3 separate regions of the Mus musculus genome follow, and regions 1 and 3 are each linked to region 2. The links are chromatin loops, found by intact Hi-C in ENCODE. Cell type or tissue: left cerebral cortex. All regions are shown on one strand. Region 1 overlaps Pclo (piccolo (presynaptic cytomatrix protein)). Region 2 overlaps Pclo (piccolo (presynaptic cytomatrix protein)). Region 3 overlaps Pclo (piccolo (presynaptic cytomatrix protein)).

The links. Peaks named below come from ENCODE experiments on the same cell type or tissue, not always from the same donor. Only the 100,000 strongest peaks of a DNase experiment are listed, where the experiment ranks them.
Region 1: a loop joins it to region 2, with 2.2 times the contacts of the local background. A loop is called at or near these places in 3 of 42 quality-filtered maps.
Region 3: it touches region 2 in a loop (3-fold over the local background); 2 of 42 quality-filtered maps call a loop at or near these places.

What each region holds. Positions count from the first base shown.
Region 1 is chr5:14,803,824-14,811,823 of GRCm38, forward strand. Pclo (piccolo (presynaptic cytomatrix protein)) reads left to right here. Exons shown (of 25, transcript NM_011995.4): 21 at 7,787-7,928. Among named protein-coding and RNA genes, the nearest start is that of Gm52805, 98 kb to the right of the region's middle. In left cerebral cortex, a CTCF peak has its summit at 3,523 (motif pointing left); DNase peaks (open chromatin) are centred at 3,521 and 7,931.
Region 2 is chr5:14,523,040-14,531,039 of GRCm38, forward strand. The region is part of intron 2 of Pclo (piccolo (presynaptic cytomatrix protein)); the gene reads left to right. Among named protein-coding and RNA genes, the nearest start is that of Pclo, 12 kb to the left of the region's middle. In left cerebral cortex, no CTCF peak of the experiment used is centred here; DNase peaks (open chromatin) are centred at 3,181 and 4,968.
Region 3 is chr5:14,697,620-14,705,619 of GRCm38, forward strand. All of the region lies in intron 6 of Pclo (piccolo (presynaptic cytomatrix protein)), which reads left to right. Among named protein-coding and RNA genes, the nearest start is that of Pclo, 190 kb to the left of the region's middle. In left cerebral cortex, no CTCF peak of the experiment used is centred here; a DNase peak (open chromatin) is centred at 3,464; H3K27ac peaks cover 634 bases.

The sequences.
Region 1 (8,000 bases), 280 kb after region 2:
ATTATGCCCATGTCCCTCTCTGTGTGGAAATTTGTTCTGGCTTGAATCACACAGGCTCTGTTCATACTGTCACAACAACTGTGAGTACATATGTGTAGCTGCTCTACCATGTCCAGAAGATACTGGCTCCCTGTGGTCAGCCACCAACTCTGGCTAGTATATGTTCTATGCCCTCACTTCAGCAATGATTTCTGAACATTGGGAGATGGGAATAAGAAATATTTGTCCCACCAAGGGCTAATCATTTTTCAATCTCCTATGCTCTGTGTCTTGGCCTGTTGTGGGTCTTTGTATTAATCACCATCTACCATAACTACACTTTTTTTTTTGAAGAGGGTTGAGAGGCCCATTAATCTATAGTTATAATGATAAATCTCGAAGAGCCAGTCTAATGCTATATCCATTTAGCAAAATAATAGTAGTAGGCAATTGTATATTCTGGCCCAGCTCTGAATCTTTATCATACTCTCTGCAATCTATTGGAACCAACTACAGAAAAGCAGTGATTAACAATGATCATTTGGAAATTTTAAAACGATATTAGATCTCCTGGTTCTATACATGCATTTACCAAATATTTTCTAAGCTTCCTTTTTACAACCATTGAATAAATGCAGACAATATGGAATATAATATTCAGTTTTTGGTGTAGTATTACCCCACACACTTATTTTTACTATTATTAATTTATCACTCCTACTGGAAATGCACTACTTTGTTTCCTTTGAGTTGGATTTTATACACTTATATATTATGCATTACAAGATGGGGATGTGGTAAAATGCTTCCCCAGCATGTAGGATGGTCTGGGTTCAACTTGTAGAACAACATAAATGCAGTATAAATGGTCACAACATTTGGATGTATGGGAGGGACGTGAGGACCAGAAGGTCAAGGTTGTTTGCCTTAGTGCCTTCTTAACTCAGCTTGAGGTATAGAAGAACTACTCTTAGATGTAAATAAATGAGTAATAATTATGGATTTCACTTAAGGATAACATCTCGATTATCAAAATATTTATTATGGCTGTTTCTAGAAGTATTTTCCTATCAGCTGGCATACTGCCAAGCAGTCTCCTTTTTTTTCTGTATTTTTTTTTCTTTCTGATTATCAGTTGTCAGAAATACATGTCTGGAACTGTAATTCAAGGATATTATGAGGAAAACATGAGAGATAATATTTCTCCGAACTCAAATCAAATCAATATTGAAAAAATTAAGAGCAACCCATGAAAGTGAAACTGTAATAGTATCGCAATTAAATATGATCTTCTTAGCATCTGTCTTTTACTGACAAAAATATTGAATGAAAGTCTTAGTGAAAAACCAAAAGTGTACTTGACATAATCTTGCTTCATTCTAGTCACCTGAATGCAGCTAAAATTATTAGATTTATTCAAGATAAAATAAATTGACTTTCTTGATCTTATTTAAGGTATCTCAATCAAACTTTATTCTACTATGCATTACAAGATTCTAGGGCTAATTTAAATTGTGTTTAGGGTTTTTGTCTTCCCAAATCAGCTCTGAATTAAATGTTTCACAGAAAAGGAAGACATCTTAAAAGAAAAATTATAGCAGGGCAGGAAGTTTGAGGTTAGGCTGGTCTAAACAGAATGAGTTCCAGGAAAGTCAGGGCTATGCAGAAAAACCTTGTCTCAAAAAGCAAAAACAAAAACAGAAAGAAAAATTTTAAGATAAAGGCAATTACTATATTATATAAGCCATAGTGTACAATTTATATTAGAAAAGCTCCTCACTGTCATTTTATTAAATTAACATCACTCTCATTTTTTTACTTTAAAGCTTACTCTTAATTCTTTACTCCAAAGGGATCACTGGTTCTGTTTCTCTAATGCCAGATTGAGTGGTTAGTGAGTATCGGAAGTCCCTGCCAGTTAATGGTAGTGTTGCGTAAAAACAGAGCAAGTTGATCATTCAAATATCCGAAAATTTCCATTCATGAAGACAGTATGTATGGAAACAGGGACACGTAAACATGATTAAGTGTGTTTCCAGCTTCCTGGACAGTATCAAAGGATACTTTTTATCTCCATTTCCATCTCTAGGAGACACTCTGTGAATATGGAATAACTTATGTTTTCCATGTTTATAAGGAGAAAAGACAGCAGAACTTCACGAATCACGGTTTGCCTAGTGATATGAATAACATTAGTCATTATGTATAAAGCTCTTTATACAGTCAATCAGTGTTTTTTAAGATGTTTCAGTGGCATTTTCATTTCAGTTGTTCAACTCCAGGATTTACAAGTGATTGAGTCAGGTATCAGGGGCTTATTTTCAATAATGTTCATTGTGAAAATTTGTGGGACATGTGACCAACTGCAAACAACAGTGTGGACGCTTTCTGTGCCAGCTTCTAATTCATAAACTACAAAAAATGTTTCAAATTTTTATTTAAAAAATCAGTGAATTGATTTGAGATTTATCTTCTAAGATATAAAATGAAGTATCTCTCCTTGAATTAATAACCCTGAACTGTAATTAAAAATATTTAAAAATGTGTTCAGACAAATTCAAAGGGAGACATACTGAATAATCCTAGTTGTATTTGAACTTAAAAGCTGATATTTTCAATTCCATATTCAATAAGTGTTTTAGAAAGTGAGATAAAACTGCAAAACCCTTCAGAAGAGTAGGTACAAAAGCTGATGGCAGCAGAAACATGGAGGGAGAAACAAAGGAGGGAAAGAGTGCAGGAAGGAAGGGAAGAAGGAAGAAAGGGGAAGAAAGAAAGAGAGAAAGAAAGAAAGAGAGAAAGAAAGAGAGAGAGAGAGAGAGAGAGAGAGAGAGAGAGAGAGAGAAAGGACGGGAGGGAGGAGGAAGGGAAGGAAGAGAGGAGGGAAGGAGGGAAGGAAGGAGGAAGGAAAAACAAGAGGAAGAAAGGGACAAGGGAGGGAGGGAAGGAGGCAGGGAGGAAAAAGTCTCTAAAACAAGTTTTTAAAAAAGAATTCTTAGAACACATAGTTTCAGAAATAGATTAATAGTTCTGTTCTATCATTATACTACTATACGAAAAAAATTGGTTCATTTCTTGTAATCTCAAACATAATTAAACTACTACAGACTGTGTCTGTAAAGATAAGAGATAGAGTTGAATAAGGCAAGTAATTCAGGAACTTGCTATGAATTACCAGCATATGAAATTGTTTTGGAAATATTTGCAAATAAGTCTTTGCTGCACCAGCTATAAGACCAGAGATACAAAGTTCTGGGCAGCAAGGCTAAATCTACAGAATGTAAAGTCTATGGAAAAACAAACAAACAAAAATCTCAAGGTGTTTTTTTTTGTGTGTGTGACAACTAATTGTAATATAAAAGAGAATTAACAATTTTAAGTCCTCTCATTAAGTGTAAGATCTAGTGAGTCATTAGTCTTTGCAGAAATTAGTTTTCCTAAAGGTAAATAAATGATGGTTCTGGAGTAGGTGACCTTTGGCGTTCTTAACCAGTTCCTTATAGGATTGCCGAGGTCTCTGAGCGTAGCGCTGCCATCTAGTGGCAGCTAAAGTGATAGCTTTGCATAGTCAAGACTACTGGAGAGGGCGGGGCATTCCAGTAGAGAAAACTAGTTAAAGACAAACGTGCAGTCAAAGAGACAGTATCATATTTAATTAGGATTAGACACCAAGAAGTAATAAAACATAACAACATCAAAACATAAGACAGCTAGAGACAATGAAGAAGTTAAAGAATATTTTTAAACGTTTTGAATTGTCCCCAAGAAGGTAATTACCTGAAATGCCTCCTCAATAAGTGTCAAAAAGGAATGGACCTTTTCAGATATTGTCCTGTCTACATCAGCAACCTTTCCCATCATAGGTGTACACCAGTCAACCTTCCCAGAAGTGGATAACTTTTTTTTAGCACAGTTAGCATTTCAAAATTAAGCTAGATATTTAAAACTGATTCTTAAAACTATGTTTGGTATTTTTAATTCTTTTTCAATTATCTTGTGAAATGAAAACATAACAATATTCACGATTTGCAGTTGTCATCTCGTGACTTATTGTGGAATAAACTCTTTCTAGATCATTCTGAACTATGGCTGGCTGGTTCAACTCAGCTGTTTTGGCTTGAAACTCCTCTCCAAACTGACTGATTCAATCTAGACCCCCTCCCTCCCTCCTTCCCTCTCTTCCTCCTTCTTCCCTATTCTCTTCCTCCCTCCCCTCTCTCTCTCTCTCACTCGCTCGCTCTCTCCCTCCCTCTCTCTCCCTCCTTTCCCTCTCTACCTCTCCTCTCTCTCTCCCTCTCTCTCCCCCTCCTCTCTCTAGCTCTCTCTCCCTCTCTCTCTCTCCCTCTCCCTCCCTCTCTCTCCCTCCTCTCTCTCTCCCTTCCTCCTCTTTCTCTCTCCCTCCTCTCTCTCTCCCTCCTCTCTCTCCCTCCTCTCTCTCTCTCTCTCTCTCTCTCTCTCTCTCTCTCTCTCTCTCTCCCCTCTCCCTCCCCCGCCCTGTATGTGTATTCCTCTCTCAAGCTGCTTCTCTTTCCTATCTGTTCTCATAAAAGTTGAGCATTTCCAATTTCTGACTCATTCTTTCTGTGCTAATTTCTTTCTAATTCTTTGTCTTTTCCTCAATTAGATGTCATTGTTTGGGATTAAAAGTGTATACTCAGGGTATATGTCTATTCCAGCCAGGTCACACAGACCTAGAATGTCTTTGGATATGATCCCCTGCCAGAGCAGCCATTTTGCTGGATTAAAATCCCTCTACAGTAAAAAGACCATTTTACTATGCAATATAGAGGTGCATATCTTTATGGACAGTATTATATGATTTCTGAAACTCTGCTTAAAAGAATTGGGTGGAAAAGTTGAGGTAGACTATTTTAAGCTGATATTTTTAAAATCATAAAATAATGAAAGACTGAGCTTTTAATGGTTCTGTTAGTTCAGTCGAAATGCAGAAAAACAAAGAAATACTAGACTGAAATCAAATTCAAAGCCCTTTGTCTGTTTAGCAGAATAAGAAATGAATAAAATCTAGTATTTGTAATGATGATTGCTCCTACAAAACTTAACTATGCATATTATTTTCTTTCACCATTCCAACATAAATATTCATATGTCATACATGATCTGTTATTAGTGTTTGTTATATAGAGAACGAGGCCTTTCAGCATTTACTATATGAGCAATAAATATCTTCTTCATTCAAACCAATTTTTGAGGTCATTAGAATTAAAATCTAGCTGGCTGATTATATTTTTCCACATGGAATACCAGATTAAAAATTGTCAATATTTATTTTAGTAAGCTACAAAAAGCTTAATAAGCTACAAAGGGTTTTTATTTTTTGACAAAACAAAATTAGCATTCTTCTAAATCGGATGTGACTTTTATTTAGAACTGTGTATAATTTCTTTAAAACATACTATGGTTAAAATGTGAAGTACTTCTGGGTTATTCTTCATGGCATCCTCCGTGTTTGGTTTAGCAACACGGACATTGCTATTCATTTATTCACTTATTCCTTCATTTGTTCATCAGATAATACTTGATCACTGTTTAAAGTCAAATGTCTAAGGGTTACCAATGGTGTAGCATTAATGTAACAAGTGTTATTCAGACTAGAAAGTGCTCAGCTCCATAAGTGATCCGTGATCATGTACAATGGATCCTGAAGATTTAGGAGCTGTTCTGATGAAGAGAGAAATGCAAATGCATGAAGCAGCTTATAACTGAGGTTGGCATGTAGACATATGTTCTATAAGGTAGCAGTTCTGTATGCAGTGTGCTTGCTCTTGGATAAAGACTATTTTGACAAGTAAGGTTAAATAGTTTTAAATTATCATCTTTATTACCACTGCCTTTGAAAACAGTACAATGAGGATTGTTTTTTCATTAGTGAATTTCGTGTTTCTCTTTCAATGTTGTACTATCCACTATCAAAAACCTACAGGACTAGATTATTTAATGTCAATTTAAAGCATGACAACTTTCATTTATCTAAATTAATGGAATAGTCTGAATCATTATTCACTGACTATGTGCTTTACTGTATACATATTCATAATTTAATATTCTAGTCATAATGCCTTCATATTTTAAATGGCCCATTTAAAATATTTCTTTAACACTAAATATGCAGTCTGGGTTTCTTTTACATAAACTGAATAAAATATTTAGCAAAAATTAGACCTGTTATTTATACAAATCTATTCCTAAATAGGTAACTAGTATTTTATTGGTGACTGCCACTCCTAACTTCATTTAAGCAGCAGTTTTCAACTTATACATATCAATAAGGAACTGACTTTTATGAAAATTTCTTCCTTGTTCTCCAGTTCTGGGGAAGGATTCCTACCATCATTGGAATAGATATATAATTATTTGGTAGCTTGTAAGGACATCTCATTGATGTAATGGAGACAGAAAGGTGTAGAGGTAAAGCTAAACACTTTACCAGACCTGACAATAGCTACCCTACCTGTCATCAGTTTCCTAGGCAATTTCTTTAAGTTTTCATTGTATTTGACTTTACCAGTTAGAGGTTTTCAAGGCTAAGAATCATCATGTTCATATATATTATTAAGAAATATACAATTATACTGCACAATATAAAATGATTGTTAACCTTTCACCTATTGGCATTCAACTCAGAGACTATATTGATGGAACAGGGCTATGCTTATAGAGGAAAAAGATGTTAATCTTGTAGCTTCTAACACATCTATGCTTAGAACCCAAATAACTTCATTGTCAAAGACCAGGTAAGCTGAAAGACACCAGTGAACAGTCAGAGACTGTAAATCCCAAGAAAGAAGAGCTGGGAGTTTGCCAATTAAGAGCACTGGAGGAAGGTTACAAACAACTGGGATCCTGTATTATATCACTTTTCATCTCCATCTTTAAAAACTCATCATTAGTGATGACATTGTTTCACACACAAAAGCTCAGATTTAGCGTATCTACAGAGTGAGTATATATAGATCAGAAAGGAAAAAAAGTCACTCTCTCTGGCAAGGGATGAACATCAAGAACTTCAAATTAATAATGCCCTCCTCACAAAGTGTGAGCCAACACTGTCTTTCTTCTCTTCCTTCTTTGTGCATGGCAGTCCCCTCCCTGACTCACTTCAGGCTAGAGTTCTGCCCAGTTTGAAGGCTATGCTCCTAGTGCATAAAGTACAGCACAAATGTCCCTATGGACACATGGTCTCATACAAACAAAACTCAAACTCATGAAAATGCTGAAACAAGACCCCATATCAATTACAAAATACCTAAAGGAAAGAAACACCTTTAGATTGAAATCAGAAATTAAAATACCAGGAGAATTGATCAAGCCACATGTGAACTATCTATTCGGTCATGCATTTCCCTTCTATGGAGACTATCTGGTTATTGACTAGTAATAGGTAAGCAATTACCCAATTTATTTAATTCTGTTATCACTAGTACCAGAGTTTCCTAAAATATTTTCTGAGTCTCCCAAATTCCCCTTTGTTTGCCACGGCACTGTTGTAACGCTGTGCAAATAACAAAAACTGTGGGAAAATGACATACTATCTGAGTCTAAACATGGAGATGTTTCTCCCAGTAAATTTTTTTCATTCATAGTAAAAATGTGAAGGAATTCTCTATTGCCAGTGTGCATTTCTAACTAAAGAGATGAAAAGGAAAGGCAGATCGAGGGAGGGAGAATATGTTTGTTTCTGCCAGTCCTTTCTATGACTATTATGCACTTATGTGATTGTACATTTGGAGGGGGAAAGTGTGGCTCACTTGTTGACTGTGGTGTTGACTCTCCCCACGTCATGCAGCAAAGCCTACCAACCACCGGCCTGCAGAGACCTCCGTGTCCACTGGCTCCTCGGGCAGCAGCGTTGGCAGTGGGTATAGCGTGGACAGTGAAGGAAGCAGCTGTGTGGCAGGGGAGCCTAATCTACTTCCTATCCCAAGGATGTAAGTGGTACTTTTCTAAAAACAAAAGTACAATTTTAACAGCATCGTGAGTAACTCATTCTTAACATTTCA
Region 2 (8,000 bases):
TTACTTATAAGTATATGGATGAATTCACAGAAATGAAGTTATTAAAGATGACTTATCATTGATGTGTGAGTTCTCAGATGTGTTCATGTCAGTTACCTAGATAACCTGCTTAACCATCAAAAGAAAGAGGACAAAGAATGAAGCAGAAGGTTTTGGTAATTATCTTAGTATTGATAAAATAATTCTCAGGTAGTAAGTGCTAGGTAGAGTAAAGTAGCATTTTAATAGGTTGCTATTAGGGACTAGAGAGAAGGGATCTATGGAATGACCAAGAAACTCTTTGAATTGAAAAATGATACCATGTTTGATTTTCTGGGTCTGGATTATCTTACTCAGGATGATTTTTTTTTCTAGTTCCATTTATTTACCTGCAAATTTCATGATTTTGTTTTTTTTTTAAAGTGGATAAATAATACTACATTTTATAAATATAGCATACTTTCTTTATCCATTCATCTGTTGAGTGTCATCTAGGTTGTTTCAGTTGCTGGCTATTGTGCATAGAGTAGCAATTAGTATGTGTGAGCAAGTGTTTTTGGGCTAAGATGGAACACCTTTAGGTATGTGCTGAAGAGTACTATAGTTGAATATTGAGGTAGATGGATTCCCATCTTTCCGGGGAACCACCACACCGATTCCCGTAGTGGCTGTATAAGTTTGCATTCCCACTAGCAATGGCTATGTGTGCCCTTTACCCTAGATCTTTGCCATCCCCAGCTGACACTTGTTTTATTAATCTTAGCCATTTTGACCGGTGTAAGACGAAATCTCAAAGTAGTTCTGATTTGCATTTCCCTGATGGCTAAGAATGTTGTACATTTCTTTTAGTGCTTTTTGGCCCTTTGAGTTTCCTCTTTTGCAAGTCCTCTTTTTAGATCTGCACCCCATTTTTAAAATTGTATTGTTTTCTTGACATTTAGTGTTTTGAGTTCTTTACATATTTTGAATATCAGTCCTCTATCAAATATAGAAATAGATAAACCCTTTTTGTCCGTTTGCATTGCCCGAATGGCACTGTACTTTGTTATGCTGAAGCTTTTCAGCTTTATGGGGTCCCGTTTATTAATTGTTGATCTTAGTGCTTGTGCTAACAGTATTGTGTTAAGAAAGTCTTTTACTGTGTCAATGAGTTAAAGACTATTCCCCATTTTCTCTTGTATCAAGTTTACTGTATCTAGTTTTATGTTCAGGTCTTTGAACCACTAGGAGTTGAGTTTTATGCAGGTGATGAGTATAAATCTATTTGTCTTCATGCTGGCTGCTTCTGTAAGCTTTTATTTGGGGAGAATATAATATATGATTAGGAATATGAAGTATTTTACTCTGAAGTCAACTTTGTAATATATGTGTGGGTTGGATGTGAATATGGAGCTTTCAGTATCTGTTTTGAATCTAGAAAATGTTAATTTCACATGATTGAGCCTAATATGCTAATCCATTAACAAACCACAAAGTAAACATGATAATCTGTTAACAAGCCACAAAGTTAACAAACCACAAAGTAAAAATTCAAATAGGAACCAGAATTTTTTAAAGCTTGCAGAAGCTTTGATTTAAGTAGTTTGATGTTCTGATTGTATTCTGAATGGAAAAATTACATGATATATAAATTGTCCTCTGGATCGGGGAAATATTATGAAGATAGAATAATAATAAAAAGGGATGGGGGAGGGGCTGGAGAGATGGCTAAGTGGTTAAGAGCACTGACTGCTCTTCCAGAGGTCCTGAGTTCAATTCCCAGCAACCACATGGTGGCTCACAACCATCTGTAATGAGGTCTGACGCCTTCTTCTGGTGTGTCTGAAGGGAGCAATGGTGATGTACTCATATGCATAAGATAAATAAATAAATCTTTAAAAATAAGAGATAGGGGGTAATAATAAAAATGGGATTGAATGTGATAGTTAAAGTTTTATGTTTTTTTAAAGAGGTCTGATATCCCCTTCTTTATAGAAGGTGCATTTAGTTCACCTGAAAGGCAGTTGTTAGTGGGCTATTGGTACATTGTGACTGAGAACACTCTGAAATAACTGACAACAGAAAATGAAGGAGTGTGCGATTTAAATATACTAAAGGACAGTGCTGTATACTCTATTTTTAATGAAACTGTATAATAGTATTAATGATGATCGATAGTTGTTGTGTTCATTTGGTCATTCTTTGTTTCCTGAATTATTTTAGTTTTGTAATCAATACTTTATTGGATTCTACAACCATTTAAATGAGCCATTGCTTATCTATAGAATTACAGAGAATAAGAACACAACATTATGTATTTTTATCAATGCTGGCTAGAATCATATTGTAATTAGGTGTGTGTGTGTGTGTGTGTGTGTGTGTGTGAAACTTTTTGAATTTTAGTAAAGTTTAATTTGGGGGCCACAGTATACTCTTTTGATGATTCAAGGCAATGGCTTGAAAGATGGATAGTATTTTCATTGAATATTTGCATTTGTTATGCTTCAGTGTTAAGTCAGGAAGCAAAAAGTACAGTTAGACATATATGTTTCCTTTATTGTTTATATGCCCAGCATTTGGAAGATAGATATCATTTAAATGTCTTATACGTGGAAGGCATTCTGCTACATGGTTATGGGACAGACATGTGACTAAAACAGGAATGCTGAACTTACCATGATTAATTAAAATATGAATAAAATATAACAATTAAAATAACACAGAATATGCATATAAATTATGTATGCACCTGTTCAGGTGATAGGAGTTATGAAATGTATAAACAAATAAATAGAGTAAACTTCTGAGAAGGAGGCATTCATTTCCAATGGATCAGGTTGAGGAAGGCTTCATGTAAAGGTTATCTTTTCCATGCAATGTATCAGGATAAATACTAGAGAATGTGCAGCAGGTTAGGATTTGACTAAGACCTGAACATAGAGCACTGTGTGTGTTGAGGGTATTAAGAGTAACTCAGGGAGTGGTGTGGTGGCTCAGTATATAAAGGCATTAACTATACTTGTTGTGCAGGCCTGGGGCTCTGAGCTGGGTCCCCAGATCACACAGTAGAAGGAAATTACTGACTCCTGAAAGTTTCCCTCTGATATGCATATATGCACTGTGGTATTCCCAGGCACTCTTGTAATTCAACTTAGTCCCCTATATGTAGAGTGGAAGGCCTTTAAACTACCTGCTCACTCCAGAGAGTGTTGAGATGGGAGCTATTCCAAAAACATCTTAAGAGTCCCTGGCAGCCAGCCTAGAGTTCTGGTATGGAGAGGAAGTCAGAGCTCTAGTTCTTCTTGATGCTCCATTAATGGAATTAATCAGTACAATGCAGGCTTGCTTTTGAGTCTGCTTTCTGGCACACACAGGACATCTACTTTCTAATTAGTGACAAATGATTGTTGTTATTTTTATGAATTTACTTTATCACTATCAGAGAATAATCTTAGGCAACACACAGTTGTAGACAGGTCTAACAGCTGACCTTCATACTGGACCATTCTTCTAACTCTTCTGAAATTGTATGATTGAAGAAAATGACTTATAATTTTCAGAACCTTAACAATAAACTAAATAGTAGTGATGAAATTGTTTAATTTAATTTTTTTTAGTAATTGTACATGGCTTTTGGTCAAAACTAGATGTTTAATTAAAGGAAAGCATGATGTTTCAAGATAAAAAAGAGCAAAAAAAAAAAAAAAAACAAACTAGAATTTTATATGTAGATTTGCAGGTAAACCCTATTCAAAAGATGAGACAGAACAAACATGCTTCATAGACTTTATATGGAGAAAGTGATTTCGCTAGTCATCCTGTCGTGGCAGGCCTGTCATTACTTCTAATTTAAGAGAAACTCGTGTGTGTGTGTGTGTGTGTGTGTGTGTGTGTGTGTGTGTGTGTGAGAGAGAGAGAGAGAGAGAGAGAGAGAAAGCTTGTGTGTATGTGCATGTATGTATATGAGTTTGTATGTGTTTATTTATATGTGTGTATGTGTGTAAATGTGTGTGTGAGTGTATTATAAACGTGTGTGTGAGAGTGTTAATGTGTGTGAGTTAGTGTGTATGCATGCTTGTGTGTGTGTGTGAGTGTGTGATTGTACATGTGTGTGTATGTGTGTCTGTCTGAAGAGCAGGGATTGTTAAGAAGTCCTGGAAAAAGAATAGGAAACAGCTATGGTAAACAAGAAAAAACTAGCTAACACGCTTGTGGTGCGGGAAGAACCGAAAGAGCTGTTCCGAAAGAGGAAGGTGTTTTGATTTTTTTGTTTGTTTGTTTTGTTTTGTTTTCAATTGCTTGCTGTTTTTAGCACAAAGATTTGTTCTTTGGCCCCTCCAAGTCTGAGTTAAATTGCTTCACAAACTCCCTTTATTCCCCTTTAAAAAGATGACCAGCTCACAAATGTTGATCACTTCCCTTATGGTTCCTTCTCTTGAAGTATTAAAATATAGCACCTCCAGAAAATACAAAAAAAGAACTGGTAATATAAGTTGATTGGGTGAAGCAGTCACAGGAAAAGATGGAAATTGTATGCATTTGAAGAGACAAGGAAAAACTGCACAATGAGATCTCAGAGGTCCTCTGAATCAGTAAATATAAAAATGTAGTGGGTTCATTGAGGTAACATAAATAAAAAATAAGATATGTGCCTCCCGAGAAAGATGTAAAAGGATAAGTCATTAATGATCATCACACTCAAATTTCAGTGGCAGATTGGAGATAAAAGGTGATGACCTGGAAAACAAACACTCATCCTCGCCCCAGATTACAGAACCAAAACAAACAAACAAACAAATAAAATAGAAATCAACAAAGTTCTTCAACAACTTGCTTAGCATCCACTAAGTTTCATGGATGTTCTAGATTCTGGACATTTGGACACAAACAAACTAGGCTAGAGTCTTTGCCTTCTGGGAGGGTATTCTAGTCAGCATCACAAATAACTAAAACATATGGTGTGACAGATGGTAAAAGTGTTATAAAGAAAATTCATTGCAGGAGGCTGTGTTATATACAGGAGAAGGATGGGGGTGAGAGCTTGTGGCTCCCTTTCTCTCAATAGAAAGTTAGTGTTTTAGGGTTAGTGGATGTCTTGGGTTATAAATGTTTTAATGAAGCAGATGAGATAGCTCAGTGGGAAATGTGTTTGCCACCAAGCGTGATGAATGGAATTCTAGTCCTGGAACTCCTATCTTAAAGGGAAAGAACCCAAAAGATGTCTTCAGACCTCTACACAGGAACCATGAGATTTGTATGCCATGATACACAATATAAATAAGTATTTAACAAAGTAAATCATAAATTTAACTGAAGTTCTAGTTATTGAGTGTAATTGAATGTGCATGGTGAAAGTGGTAATGCAAAGTAGAGCTGCATCTAGTAATGTGTAATTATATGCAAGTTTATGAATGGGATCAATGCATCATTCATAAAGTTCCCACGGAATTATTCCTAGGAATGAGTGACATCAAGTCATCTTTTGATAAAAGTCAGCATATACAGCAAGATAGAAACATTGAGCGTTGTAAATATATAACTTAAACATAAAATCAAAACTCATGACATTATAGCACTTCCCACCATAGAATGTAAAAGCAAGTTAGTAGTGTTGGTTCCAGAGTGCCTGCATCAGTGCAGAGGAAGGAGGCTTTTACTTTTAATGGTACATCTTTGTACTATTTTTATATATTCATGCCCAAACTAAAATCAGCACTTGGGTAATCTGAAGAGTTTGCTTGATCAGCATTATTGGTTAAAAAATGTATATGATGTTAAGGGCTTGATAAATTATTTAAATTCCATTTTATTTTAAAGAAATCCTTTAACCCTGGTGATTGTAGTGAACGGTTTTGGTTTCTCTTACTGCAATACCTACCTGGATAGTTTGTGAAGAGAGAAATTGTGTTTTGGTTCACAGCTTGGCAGTTTTATTTTCTGATGATGCTGGGCCTGTGGGTTGCAAGACATCATGGCAGGAACAGGTGAAGGAGCAGTACTACTCAGCTCATGGGTGGAGAGTGGAAGTCAGTGGGAAGGAGGGACGCGTTTTTCACTATATCCTTCATAGGAGTGGTCTTAGGCCCATCTCTGAGTTCCCATCACCTCTTAGTAGTTCCCTTCGTGAGGACCAGGCTCCTAACACATGGGCCTCTGGGAGACATTACAGATGCCAATTATAATAAGAATCTAATTGATGGAGTTAGGGGAATTTGTGGTTATGAAGAATATGAGATTTTATATTTGAAAATAACATGTTTACAATGCTGTGCAGTAGTACCTTTACTCATTATTCTTACATCAAAATTATATGTCCTTTAACTGGTATCATGTTCATTTGAAGTCTTAAGAGAAATGACATTTCATAAATCTAAGCACACGATTTTTGGAAGATACAAGGCATTTGCTTTGTTGCAATGACCTAGAAATTTCTACCTCTTTTTACCTTTAAAAGTAGAATATCTTGATTATAACAAAATGAGTTTGCCATTAAAACTAGTATTCTAATAATGTTTAACTTACCAGAAAGACAAGATTATTTAAAATTCTGTATATTTAAATATATTCAAAATATTCCACTGAATCCTATTCTTTTAAGCTGTCTGTCTGATCTTTTATTCCCTGAGTGTTCTGTTGTATACAGCTTCATGCTATACTTACAAGCTTATCCACTAGAAGTAAACCATTACATTTTGTTAATTTTGTCTTCTAGATGACTAATCATTTAAGATGTTTTTCTGAAGAGTTTGCTTTTATTATGTCTAGTTGGCTTATTATGTATTATTACAACTAGTATTATGGTCCATATAGTTTAGCAATGACAGATGTTGTTCTGTGAAAGCAGATAACTAAGGCTAATGAGGTCACTTATTGAATCAGTAAATAAGCTTAATGTAGTGAGTAATAGCAACACCTGGCTGTTCCTGTCCTTTGAGAAAGCATGCATTTGTAACATTTTAACTCATGTCAAATATTAATTGCCCTTGACAAGGCAACCTGTTACAGACAGATATTTCAGACTATTTCACTGAAGACAAATGTATAAAATAATCTATAATAACTTTATAATTTTCCATAAAGTCTAATACATGGATAGTATCAGATGATCTGAGGTCTAGTTTTAGCTCTCCCTTCATGCTTGGTATGGGAGTATAACTTTACATCCTGCCCTCTGCTGCTCCTTCTGGTCACACCCTCCATCAATTTTTCCTTCCTCCCCCCTCTTTCCTTGTCCTCCAGAATACAGAGGCCTCACTTTATATTCCCCCACCCTAGCACATCAAGTCTTTTGGGGGCTAAGTATATTGTGTTTTTCTAATAAAAGCATTATCTATAAAGTATAGTTCATAGAAATATGTTTGCATCATTAATTTATCAGTTAGAAGTTTTAGTTCTACACTTAAAACTTAGCAACACATTCAATTTATGTAAAACAAATAATTTAGTTGACAGGTGTCTTCATATATGAACCTGATAATAAGAATTCTTCGCTTGGATTGACCGGTAAAAAAAAAAAATACAAACACTAAGCTTCACTCCAGATTTCCTCTTGCTCTGTTATATTGACAGGGGAAGAAAATTTTAAAACATCAAAATAGAATGAATGATAATGAAAACTTAGATTAAATTTGTTTGAAACAATGGCAGAGTAATGTAATGCCCATGAATCAGGATTTAAAGCACCATTCCCCAGATCTGTGTCTGTGAATATGTGTTTATGTGCATCTGTGCGACAGCTGAATCCTTTACAGGTTAAAAGAGGCAAAAGCTCCCTTAGGGAAATGTACATTTTTATGATATATATATATATATATACACACATTTCTGACATCTTATAAACTGCATTCTTTCTTTCCAGGCCAATGCACACAAGGTGATCCCTAGAGCTTCTGGTTAAGTTCTTAGCAAGTATTGAGTTCATTTTTTTTTTTAATCAGTCCATGAGATTTTGGGTCTATTTCAATAGCGTGGCTTATCATTTCTTTAAAAAAATTAAATTAGATAATTATAAAATCATACAATAGGCTACAGTTGCACAAACA
Region 3 (8,000 bases), 170 kb after region 2:
GAGAGATTCTCCCATTACCCCTACCCCAGACAACTCAGATTTCCATTTATTGTCTTGGTGCTATGGCCCTCTCTCCTGTCTCCCCACACATGATTCAATCTTCCTCGCTTATGCCTTCCTTCTTGTTTAACTTCTTTGTGTCTATGGAGTATAGCATGGGTATCCTGTATTTTGGGGCGAATCTCACTTAGAAGGGGAAATAAAACAGTGATAGGCAGATGGAGGGAGGGAACAGAGTAGGAGAGGGGATGGGGAAGGGAATGGGGGAGGAGTTCAGGAGGGATGGCCAGATGGCCATGAGAGTGAATGGAAATCTACAGCTAACAAGATGAGGAGGTGAGGGCCATCTCCAAGATGAGACAGAAAGCTGGAATAGAGGAGGCACCAAGAATCAGTGGGGGTGTCCTTAGCTGTGACTCACAGAATTGGGGCTATGGAACCTGAAGAGACCACTCCTGTAACCAGGCAGGAACCCAATGGAGAAATAGTTCTGATGGTCTCATATTGCACTGGCATCTTTTGATTATGTTCTTGCAGGGTCTTTAGCTATCTGGTTGCCTCTGGTGTTGGCTGGCCTGGTAGACACTGGCAGTAGTAAGTCACTGGGACTGGTTGTCCTGGATAGCAGCAGGCACCCCAAAATGCAGTTTGAGCTGTGAGCTGGGGTATGAGATGCAGGTCCTTGATTGCAGGTGGTAGAATGAACCAGAAGATGGAGCTTGTTGTCCTGGGTGTCCCCGGTGGGAGGTGTGGACCAGAAGATGGACTCTGATAGGATGAAGTGGAGCTCAAGGCTGCTGGGCTTGCTGGGGTTCAAACTGGTAGGAGGATTAGGGCATGGATGTTGTTACTGGTGGGAGAAGGCCTGCCTGGAGACAGTTGGAGCTTCGGAATGGAGAGTGGGGTGCCAAGATGCTAATGCAGGTACTATTGAGTCCACTTTTGTTGTTTGTGTGGTATGTCTTCAAGGATGACCACTCTATATTCGACTACCAATAAGAGAACTCATCTCTAGGAGATGCTTGCATTCCTTTTTGGCAGTCACTAGTTACCTATAGGTCTAGTGTTTGGACCTGCAAAATGCCCTTCCTTTCCCATAAGCATGTACATTGATACTGCCATTGTTCTGTGCATTTTTTTTAAACCACAGTTCCTCAGAGACTGTTTCACTAGAACTGACCTAAAACTAACCTAAGACTGTTTCAAAGCCGACTTCTTGATATTATGGCTCTGACAATCTTTCCTCCCCTTCTTCCCTGATGTTCCTAAATCCACAGGACTTGCAGGGGTTTTCTCTTAGATGTATTTGTTGAGGATGAGCTGTTATAGCCTGTTGATCTCTGATATGTGTCCAGTTGTGGGATTTCCGTGATGAACTCCATTTGCTGTAAAGAGAAGCCTGTTTGATGAGAGGTGGGAGCTACACTTACCTTTGGGTAAGGATGAGTTTTAGATTATAATCAGCAATCATGTCAGTCTACAAAGTGATGGGACTAGACTCTTTTCTAAGGTCTCCATAGTCCCAGGAAGCTAAGTTTCCAGTACCACACCAGAGTTTCCTCCTCTTGAGTAGGCAGTCAATCCAGTTTGACATCTCTTCATTTCTGTCAGCATGTGAGTGGTACTTATTACATCATTATTGCCATGCTGGTAGTTTTGGATCATGAGTGTTGCAGCTGAGTGGGACTATTCAATTGCTTTCCTTTCTTGCCCACTTTATTATATTTTCTAGAGCCGTGCAAACTAGACAGCAGGAAAGGAGTTTTCAGGTCAGATTCAGATTAAATCATCTGAGGCTTGTGTCATAAGTGCACTGTGTCTTCAGCAGTGACCCTGGATATTTAATTAAGAACCCAAGGCTTGACTCTCCTCTTTTAGAAGCACCTCATGACCCAGCTCAGTCTCACCTATCAGAGAAGGAGGTTGTCACGGTAACAGAAGATCTTAATCACTTGAGCTACAGGGAATTAGTTGTTTTAAGCCATGCTTTGCCACTAAAGACAACCTTAAAAAACAAACAGCAGCCTGGAGTCTACAAAGGTGGAAGCTTCTATTTGTCAAAATAGATGGTCTGCTTGTCAGAATAGCATAAGACCAAATTATTGTCAAGGTACACTTTACGTATATACCAAGAGGTTTGATAATATAAAATATAGTGAGTATATTATTTATTTATATTTATTTATTTATAAGAAATACTCCAAAGTTCACCTTAAGATATAAATATATAAGAGAAGGAGGTTTTGTTTTTTTCAGATAGAAAAAGTTATTTGTAGTTGATACCAGTTGGGAAAGAATACATTGGTTTTCTCCAATGGAGTGATTCTGGGTATTTCAACCCCACTCCAGGACAGGCTTATGCTTAACTCTAGAAAATGGCCATTTCCCAATCAACCCTTGCAGTATCAGTGATGAGTTTTGCATCTGTAAGGTTAATCTAACACCAGGGACTCTGGTCCTTCATTATCTTCAAGTTCGAAGCCAGCAATCACTTATTTCCATCCCTGCTGTCTTTCATTCATACAACTGTTCTCTGTCCTTAAGTCCTATGAACCAGACACATTCTTGATTCCTGGAATCATGCTGTTTATGATTATCGTGGAGTCCTTAACCTTGGCAGGGAGAACGTTACCCAATAACCTTGGCAGGAAGAGCATTCTCTGAAGAAAGAGCATAAAGTAAAATACGTACATTGTTATACAAACAAGCTTTACACCTACCACAACTGTCAGCACCCAAGAAAACCCATGTCTTACTGGCTCTGCTCCAGGGACAGAAACTGTGTCACACCATCCCGTTTGTGGCCATGCTGAACCTGGCAAAATTCTTAATATCACATATATGTGCTATATCTAACCACCTAGCTTTTAAAGGCATATCATTGTTTGATACTTGACTACTTGATGATTATGGTGTGTTTTCCTATCTTATCTGTATTTCCATCTCATCCATTCTGTACTTAAAGCAAAATGCTTTTCATATGTAAGTGATATCATTCCAGTCAGTCTTTCTCAGTATTTTCCACTGTGGTTATGTTGAGCTTATAATTAAGCAATATGAATAGCTAACAGGAAGCTGCCTGATGGTTCAGACCTATCACACGCCATGGCAATTTCTTGCTTTGTATCCTTCAACTGGAGTCAGTCCTCTGAACAACATTCTCATCTGTCTCTGGTCCTATATGTGTACAGCAGTAATAAATGTTTATAACCAAATGGTTTTTAATATAATGTGTGAAAATGTCGGAAATATTATGAAAAATAGAACCACTAAATATAACTAATATTTTAAGAAATGAGGAAAAAGATTGCCCAAACCCAATACTGTTGGATTGGCCTCATTTTCTATGATATTATTTCAATGTCTTAAACAGTATTTCTTGCTTTTTTAAGTATAGAATGCTTCAAAATCCATCCCTTATTTTTCATTCAGATTTCCTTTTATTCCTACTGTGTCACAACTAAAAGTTCCATATGGTCTTTGGTTTTGACATCTGTTCTACCATAAGAACCTAGTATAATGTCTGTCTTCTCAGGGAACACACTCTAAGAATTATGTAAGTGAAAACATTTAAAAGACCATTATGTTTAAATTCCATCAATGACATGCTAAAGGAACCAAAATATTTGTAAAATATTCTTAAAATTTTAGGTGAGATAGTACATAATCTAATAACTAGTTTTGAGAAAGATTAATGTTAGAAATTTACAAGTAAAAAAAACATTTACCACAAAAGTCTAAGTCTTTGTACTAAACTTTTGCCATTTGAGCATTAGTTTTGACTTTTGTAGTGAACTGAATGCTTGTTGCTGTTATTGGTGGTAGTGGTGGTGGTGGTGATGATAGTGATGGAGATGATGATGATGATAACTTTGTTATAACTTTACCTCAGTTTCAATCAGTATTTTTTATTGAATTTATAATAGCAATTTTCCAAAGATATTCCCTGATAAGTGTGTATTGCTATATCATTTCTGTATATAGAATCTTCAGTGACTCTTCTTGTTTACATGATTCAATCTAAATTTTATCTGATTGCCTCCCTCTTTTTTTATGCATTATGAACATTTGAATATTCTGTGGTCAGTATTGTAGGTCCCATGACACTTGTGTATCCATATGCTCATGCCTTTGTCCATGGATTTTACCGCCCAGCACTCTTTCTTTATAGACCTTGGGTTTCTTATGAATGTTTGGGACTGCTGCACAAGTTGCCTCTCAACTACAATATGTATATCAATCATTCTGAAATATAAATTCCTTATTTTATATTCTGAGAAGAAAGTAGGAGCTTTCTTTCTAAAATGGGTTGTGTTAAATTATAGTCTATAGCGAAACATTTCTATTTTTTAAGCTGCATAATCTTTAAGAAACAAAAGCCATACACTTATATAACCATAGAAGATGGAAGGAAGTAAAGATTTGTCAAATACTTACCAGATAGGTGGACAGGCTGATAATTATAATTCCTCTATCCCAAATATTTATTCACTTAACAGACTCTTATGACTCCAATTCATTCATTAAGAGTTATTTCTTTGAAACTACCTTCTGAAATTTAGGAGATACTCATAATGTTCTGAGAATAAAATGGAAAGCAAAAATTATTTAGATCAGTATGCAAAAAAATTGAAATGAAAAATGGTCACTTTTCCGTACTTTCCCTTCACAGTTTGGACTGACTTCCTCTTAACCACTAAGTATAAAATATATTTTATGTTATTTTATATTACTGTATGTGAACATAATCTTAATTCATGAGTATTATTTATTATATACTTGGGTTTGCATTTGTGTTGTAGATTACTATCTTCTTTTAAAATTTGAACTTTACATAAATCACATTGCACTTGAACAACAATATTAAACAAACACAGATTGAGGGTCATCTCTGCCATTTATTATTGATATAATCTTGACCAAGTTGTACAAATCACTAAAATAGCAAGTATCTGACACATAGAGTTGAAAATATCCTCCCTCTAATAAAGTTCCTTTGGAGATTTGTTTACATATTATACATTAAGCTCTTAGTAACACACTCAATACACAGTAAGCTTTGATATAGTTTGCACATTAATCTTAGTTATTACTATTGAAACAGTCTGTTCTTCCTAGGTAGCTGATATCATTATATAAAACTTATGTCAGCTTGCTCTTGGAACTTTTATATCTTTTGATAATTTCCTGTTCCTTGCTCTCAAAACACAGAATTTTATCTGCTGTGTGCATCTTTGAAGAATACTCTTTCTCAAAACAGTAACCTCTAAAACACAAGTCAGTCTGGCATAATTACAAACAGAGAAGTCACTGTATCCCTGGGTTTTTTTTCCTCCCTTTTGATTTTAAATCTAGCATAACTGCCCTGGGTAAAGAGAACTTTCTGAGAATATTGGTGTCTCCAAATCTGCTTCTGTCTAATACTGACACAGTGTGTGGCAAGCATAAGGGGTGTCCCTGAGCTTCTCCCATTGTACTTCTGAAGGCCTCTGGTCGTGCCACTCCAGAACAGTGTCACATTATATTCATTTGATCATGTGTTAAAAAAAAAAAAAAGCCTCTGTTTTGTATGGCAATTCTGTTCCATGGTTTTAACTAATTTAATTTACATATTTGATTTTTTAAAAACAGTTTCTTTAGTGATGTAAATAATTTTTTCTAATATTCCATTAGGACTTTCCAAATCAGGCCAGATCACACTGGGCTTGGTAATGTATATACTTGGGAAAAAGAGACAGGACAACCTAGATTTCTAAGGTATCCTTGTAAAATTGGAAGCTATCTTGTGCTACATGTGACATTGTCTAACCAAAACAAAACAAAACAAACAAGCAAGCAAGCAAAGAAACAAAACACCCCCACACACCAAAAAGCTTAAATCACTATAAAAACTACAATGAATTTTACTGATTGGATTAACCTTTACAGACATATTTTCTCATTGGCAGTAATTTAATTGTTTAAGATATTATTTTCTTTATCATATATTTATAGTAAATGTAACTAGTATATTGAGCTTGTAGTTTGTATTAATAACATCATCATTTAACATTGTTTAAATGAGAAATAAAGCATGGGCATATTATTTCATATGTAGTCTTGATTATAAATTTTTTAAACTGAAACAAACATACATTTATCCTGCCCATCCTTAAAGTCATGATAGAATACTAGTACAAATAATTAGCCTTTTAATATAAGTCCTGATTTTACAAATAAGACTCAACATTAATTTATATTTTAGCTTTGAAATGAAAATTTAATTGACCTAATTTTTAAAAAATAATTATATCACCTAAACTAAGATTTCGTATTTTGGTATAGACATTATTCTTACCTTTTAAACAGGCAGAATGAAGGTTAAAAATATGGATCTTATTCAGTTTTCTCTGCATTCCTATTCATGACAAATGTCCCTGACCACCTACTTTATGAAAAAAGTGGCTTATTCATATGGATTTGTGAACTTGCAGGACATGGCATTGATCTCAGGCAATTTGATGAGGAACACATACATCAGGAAAGGGTTATAAGGATAAAGAAGAAGCTAGAGAGGCTAAAGACCTACAGTTGCTTCTGGTAGTATGTCCCCAGTGGACCTAAGGACTTCCCACTGACCCCACCTCATTAAGCTCCACACTGTCTCTTCATTGTCATCTAAGAAGCAAGCCTCTCAATATGAGCCATCATGACCCAAGTCATAGCGTATGATGTGCCCGTGAACACAGATACAGATTAAAACCCCACATGGTGGATGTGTGGAGGAAAGTGACAATATAGTTTCTAGTAGTTGATATCTATAAAGGTACAGTATATTACAGACCAGGTAGTAAAATGGAAAGCACTTTCACTAAGTACGATTTGAGGGACTATGTTGAGGAGGGAGAACTACAAAAGAAAAGTGAGTGACTGTGATTGTTAATGTTAATTATCAGCTTGACCATCTAAAGTCACTTGAAGACTTCAAAGCATGCGTGTAGGGATACTTCCAGCACCTACTGCTTTGACTGCTAGACAATCAAAGTATACCCTTGAACTGTGAGCCATTAAACACCATTTCTCCTTTACCTTGCTTTTGTCCAAATATTCTACCACAGCAAATAGAAAAACACTAAAATAGTGACCATATGGAAGATCTTTGAATTCTATGTGGAATAATTTTGTTGCCATGGAATTCCAGTAGAGAAACTTGGAGATTTAGAAAAAGTCCTCTCAGAGATGGCCTAATGTAGGGAAACCTTCTAGAAAGCCAGTCTGGTGTAGTTACGAAATTATAAGACACTAGATGAGCAAAATTTGCTTCAATTTAAAGTCAGGAACTTTTGCAAAGATTACTCTAGGAAATGTAAATGATCTTACCAGTTGAGAGGTAACTAATATGCTGATACAAGACAAATAGTTATTTTCTGTACAGTAAACAATTAATCTTGAGGATTGTATATGTGATTACAACTTCCTATCATTTTGTTGCTTTTTTAGTGACAGTTAAAAAGAGGTGCTATGTACTCTTTGCTTTTCTCAAAGTGCTGTCATTGATCATTATGGTTTCAGAAGGATTTTTGTCTTCTACTGAAACACTCTAAGTAAAATACCAATCTAATATCTGTTATAACATATCAGAGTTTTTAATTGAACTCTGTTTTGGCAGTGATAATAAAATATAGCAGTTGAAAGGAGAAAGAAAAAAGAAACTTAATGTGGCCATTAACTGCACAAAAAGCCTTAAAAACCATATGTATTGTTTTCATGAATGTTATAAAGACATCTGAATCAATAGAAAGGATCGGAGGGAGTGAGAGTGGGAGGGAAGGTAGAAATATAAATGCACATGAATACATCACCTTAACAAAACTTCTAAGCTCTTTCCAAATACTTTATACAGATTTGGGAAAAAAAAAAGAAATTAATCTCTATGGGACTTCCCATAAAATATAAGGCAATAAATGTCACACAGACTGGCATCTCTAATATTCTGTCCAGTGAGGTAGAAACTCGTTTTC